2 separate regions of the Homo sapiens genome follow, and region 2 is linked to region 1. Evidence: chromatin contacts called from ENCODE Hi-C data. All regions are on one chromosome and are shown on one strand. The core of a region is the stretch at or near the end of the contact, and the rest is flanking DNA. Distances in the headings are between cores, read along the strand shown. Region 1 holds the start of WDR44 (WD repeat domain 44). Region 2 holds the start of KLHL13 (kelch like family member 13).

What was found. A loop is a pair of places that touch in the nucleus more often than their neighbours do. Pooled maps may share reads with other maps.
Region 2: a loop to region 1 is called in a map of CD8-positive, alpha-beta T cell, with 6 times the contacts of the local background. The contact joins the promoter of KLHL13 here to the promoter of WDR44 in region 1. A Hi-C loop is called at or near these places in 4 of 168 maps with a recorded cell type or tissue (CD8-positive, alpha-beta T cell, ascending aorta, sigmoid colon and 1 more) and 15 of 50 pooled maps.

What each region holds. Positions count from the first base shown.
Region 1 is chrX:118,344,764-118,347,414 of GRCh38, forward strand. It overlaps WDR44 (WD repeat domain 44), which reads left to right and starts at 1,343. Exons shown (of 20, transcript NM_019045.5): 1 at 1,343-1,817. The coding sequence starts at 1,741. RefSeq lists enhancers at 574-693, 884-933, 1,475-2,018.
Region 2 is chrX:118,115,483-118,118,133 of GRCh38, forward strand. It overlaps KLHL13 (kelch like family member 13), which reads right to left and starts at 1,328. Exons shown (of 8, transcript NM_001168302.2): 1 at 1,026-1,328.

The DNA of each region.
Region 1 (2,651 bases), core at 93-2,592:
GCTCTGGAAACCAAGTTTCTGTTTTTTTTTTTTTTTAGTAATTTATTTGACAGTCAAATAGATCTATCTTAAACTTATTTGGCAGAAGCGTCTGACTCAAACTGAATGAGGCTATTTACTTGTATTTATTTATCCCGTATGAACAATCATATATCTTGCTGCAAAAATATTAATATATTTGATTACGCAGTGTTTTCCCTAAACTCCCTGGGGTATTATAGAATATACAGTATATGACATTTGGTTTTTACCCAAGTCCACTAGACCACAGCAGACCTTGCCCTGATTGCTTGACAAAGTCTAGAGCCCCTTTCCAGTTTCTCTGAGACCATACCCCTGGCTCCAATCCAGCCTTTTCTTGAATACTAATTGAGGCTGCACGAACAGCTCAAAATGCCTATCATGATGTCAGTTGGAGAAATAAATATGCTGTGTGATCATACTGAAAGTCAATGTTATCACCTTGATGGTCAATGACCCGTGGTTTAAGAAGGAACATCTCGGTTTTTTAAAAAGTACCTTTCTATTTTTATCACCGGACGCTGGGCAGTTGAGGATCAGAATTAAGCCATTAGCTCGTAGGCTTGCAATGATATCTGCTCAATAAATATTTACCATTTAGCTGACGCACATCTTGGGCAGTATGTAAGAACTTCTCTCACACTGTGTTGGCAGCGACAGACATGTGCGGAGAAAAAGTAACCGGAGGCCTAATACTGGCTCAGCTCCAGCAATAAATCCATCATTACACCATGGAACTGGCACACTCCCCGTGTATATCTCAAGGACCCCACCCTCTGGCCGGCAGGATCATATCTAGGGATCTCAATTAGAGATCTCGTAGTGAATAAGGGCGAGTTATTCTCGTAACGCCAGAGGTGGTGGACCTGCCGACGCCCTAGGGTGGGACATTCCGGGCTTGGATAGTAAGACATCGTAAATATACGCCAAAATGTCCACACCAACGTTTCCCGAGAGTATTTCTTTACAAGTAAAAGACCGACTCAAAATCACCCCTCTCAAAACGCGTCTCTTTGGAACTGCAGAGTTAGGGAGTAAGACTTTCTGCCTGACCCCACCTACGTCGGCCGCGCGCTCTCAGAGCCAGGGCACCACGCTGCTCCTGCGCAGGTCCTAGACTCCTCCCTTCGGGAGGCTCACCCCCTCCCTTCTCGGCTACTTCCGGCCCTCACCGAACGCCCTCAACGCGCTTGCGCCGTTTTGATAGGCTTCTCGGGCCGAAGTAATCGGAGCGCTGCCTCTCTGGAACCGCCCCCGCCACCTCTTCGCCCCGCCCACGTATTACCGCCCCTCCGAAATCTCGCGAGGGTAGGTGCGCGTCGGTATTTTGCGGGCAACTAGCTCTTCCAGCTGCTGTAAATTGCTGCTGCGGGAGAAACTGGAGCCGCTGTAGCCGGCGCGCCCTTCTTCCCTTACTGCGAGGAGCCACCGCCTCTTTCGCGCTCCTTATACACCTATCACTGGGAGCGGTGGCAGCAACATTCCCTGGACCAACCGCCGCCTCTTCAGGCGGCCGCTTTGCCGGTCATTCCCGAAGCCCGGCAACTGAGGGCGGCCCCCTTTCCTTAACAGTCTCCTCGCTACAGATCGTCTGCTCCCTCAGCCTCGCCCGAGACCCACTTCCCCAGTCTCGCCCGGGTGGAGGTCGACGAGGAGGAGACAAGAGTCACCCTTCCTCCAGGCGGCGCCGGCCCCCTCACCCGCGGGTGTGTCCTATAAATGGCGTCGGAAAGCGACACCGAGGAATTCTATGATGCCCCTGAAGATGTGCACCTAGGGGGCGGCTACCCCGTGGGGTAAGTGACTGCAGCTATGACAGGAAGCCGGGCATCCCAAGCCCCCCGCATCTCCTGTGTCTTCCCCCTACACCCCTCCCAGGTCCCGCTGTGTCCGCCACCGCTGTTCCTCCCCGTCTCACTGGAGGACTTCAGAACCCAGACCTGGGGCTTCTTAGGGCGGGGTGACTCGGAGAAGGGGGAGTCAGCCACCTCGGGCAGCCTCCCGGCCGTTTCCCTACTGAACGGTCCCAGGGTCGGTCTCGGAGCCCGTTTCTCTTCTGATCCAGCCTTCTGTGAGGGGGAACAGCTTACGTGCCTGAGTCGGAGATTTGTATCTGTGGGGTTCTGAGCTTACCTTTCAAACATCCGTTTTGGCCTCGGGGACCGTAGATTAAAGGAGCAGTAACAGGAGAAATGTAACTTGTAGTTTTTTATTCTCCCGTTTACCGCTAACTTACCTATTCACTTCAGAGGTGGCTGTAACTCTCCCCTATTTGCCGTCCTCTTTTTCTTGCACACAGCGAAAAGGAGCGGGGGGAAGGTTGGGTATTTGCTTAAGAAAGTCCTCTAGCGAATGTACTCTAGATCAACAGTGTTTTATTAAAATAACACCTTATCGTGAGGTAAAGGAAATCGAATACACGGTCCCTATTAGGCAGAATGCGGTCTAAAAGGATGGCCAGACAGAAGAAATGTGCACAACTGACTGCAGAGGGACAAACAAGTGCTGAGTAATCTGGTGATTGGAAGGAGAGCCCCAGCTTTGTGTTCTTTATCTAATTCTGCAAGATGTTTTAGTGGTGATTAATATGGGTGATTCTGAATAGGAAGTACAGTAGTTGGAATGCTCGC
Region 2 (2,651 bases), core at 78-2,577, 230 kb before region 1:
GTGGCTTCAAAAAAAAGAAAGCAGGTGCCCTCCAGAGACAGTTTTAAATCCCAGCGTCTCTTAGTCTCCATTCAATGTGCTTAGTTACCAGCCTATGCTAACTTGAGCGACTTTATCCCAAACCACTAAAGTCCTCTGACTACATTAAAACGATTAACATCCTAGTTTACAATTAGAGAAATGGAGCCAGGCATCACAATTCCCACCAATCCTCTCTCTCAGGCCTGCTCAGCAGCCAGGGAAGAATCAGATTTAGGACCATGTACGAAGATTGCGTACCAACATATATACATACATTTTAAGTGGCTATTGTTCTTGGACTAAGTTAATGAAACCTAGAAAGAAACTTTAAAGTTCCCTAGTTGATATTTACTAAGGCTATTTAGTGAAGGAATGATCTCATCACTTTCAGTAAACTGTAGCCTAGACTATAAGCCTCCAAGAAAATCATTAGTCAACTGTAATTAAACAAACAAACAAACAAAAAAGTCAAAATATTCAGAGCTGAAGACATTCAGAGCTAAGTTAAAAGCTTCGAGGAAGAAGAGGAGTGTGCTCCTGACTTGGGAGCCAGCAGAGGAGCCTCCTAAGTTAGAAGATTCTGAAGGAGAGATGGATTAGGAGGCACAAAGCAGAAACTGTTAGAGGGCAAGAGACAGTAGGGCCGGGGCGGGCAGCGGGACCCCAGACCGTCAGGGCAGCAACAGCGAGGCCCAGAGGAGAAGATCTTGGAGAGATGACAAAGAAGCACAGGAAAGCCGGGTTCTGGGGTCCTAGAAGAACCCAGGCGTCCGACGGAGCCAGAGGGACCGGCAGAAAGGGATGCGAAGGTGTAAGGATGAGGGCGCGCACCAGCACGCGGGAGAAAAAGAGGGGGCGGCGGGCAAAATGAAGCTGTTTCCCTGCTCCTCTGCTCCTCTGCCCCTGGTACAGATCGCAACTCCTCGCCGCGCACCGCGCAGCGCCGGGTCCGAAGGCAGGGAAGCGGCTGCTGGAGCCCCTGTGACTTCAGGACCCTGCCTCACCTTGCTCGCCGCGTCCTGGCGTCCCGCCGCTTGTCCGCCGGGTGCTGCGCTCCGAGGGCCAAAGAGGGAGTCGCGCGGCGCAGCCGGGGCTCCCTCCTGCTGCGAGGCACCAGCACCCGCACCTTCGCACCCTCTGCTCGCCCCGACCACTTCACCCTGTCCTGGCGCAGGCGGAGAGCACGGACCCTAACCCGAATGCCGCTGCAGTTATTTTCAAAAGTCCCCGTTCCAGGCTTCCCAGGAATAGGAGCTGAGCTACTGCGGCCGCAGCGGCAGAGCCTCCGCCTGACCTCACCAGGGTGTGGGGGGGCTGCTGAGGGAGGGGGGCGGGAACCCAGTTGGGGAGGGAGGGGGCAGTGGGGGGGGGAGCGCGCGGGCGGGGGAAACATGGCGGCGGGGGTGGCCCCGGCGGCGCCTGCGCGGGAGGCAGGGTGGCGGGGAGCCGGGGCTAGGACGGTGTGTGGGGTCCGAACGGAACTCCCAGGCTGTAGCGAAAGCGTGACAGGGCCGGACCCTGAAGCTGAATGACCGCTAAGTGGCCCTCACGCCTCGGAAACCGGGAGGCTCTGGTGTGAGCCCACATGGATTCTAGTGCCGGGAGGCAGAAAAAGTGAAAAGTGTCAAGTATCCAGGGACAACAGTGCAGCCGCCCCGGGTTAGCCACTCCAAGGAGGTCCACCCGTGCATTCTGCCAGCCGTGGCCTCGGCCTCCTCATAGTCACGGCGGGGCCCGAGCAAAGGGTGTGCCCTGGAAGCGGTGCCACCTCACCTCAGTGGGGCCCACGTCTCAAAATAAGCCTGACCCAGGCTCTCACACAAATATCACTCTTCTAGTGGGATAAGCGCTTCATCCCTCCCCCTCCCTGCTGCAGTACACAACATTAAGAAAGAGGAAGGATAAAAACTACAAATAACAGTTTAACATTTTACTGAGCGTCTGCTATGAACCAAGCACTGAAGCATCAACTTACCTAATTCACAGCTACTCTACAAGTTACACACTATTGTCTCCATTTTACAAGTGACAAAACTGAGGTGTATAGGTTAACCAAGTTGCCAGAGGTTACATAAATAGTAAGTGGCAGAGCGGGACTCAGGATCCCAAGCGGTGTGATTCTGGTACCCAGGCTCTTAACCACTATGCAAACTGCTTCCAAACTCTGGTGGGACTGCTCTTCTAAGTCAGAATCTTGATTCTGCTCTATCAGCCTAGCCCCCAAAAAAAACCCCAGTCAAGCCTGTTTTTCCCCTTGCTTGTCTTCTATTCATTCTTTGCCTTCTTGACGGTTACAGCCTGGGGCCACCTTCTTACACCTATTCCTTTGCCCTTTCTACTTATAATTCCAGACTCCTCCTTGGGAAAATAAAGGGAGTTTGCTCTTAGCAACCAGTTTAATCACTATTGTGATTTTTTTTCTTTGGCTGTTTTTTTCTTCTTCTTCTTCTTAAGGAAGTGATGCGGTGAGTGTGGAATCTTTATGTTTTCTAGGATTTCTCCCTCTGGGATCTGAGATCTTCAACATTGCTGACTTTGTATTTCAACTTACATACACTGAAATTCTAGTAGTAGGTTTTAGGTAAATTTGAGAATAATCAGCTACTCAAAAACTTGCTAGAACTAAAGAT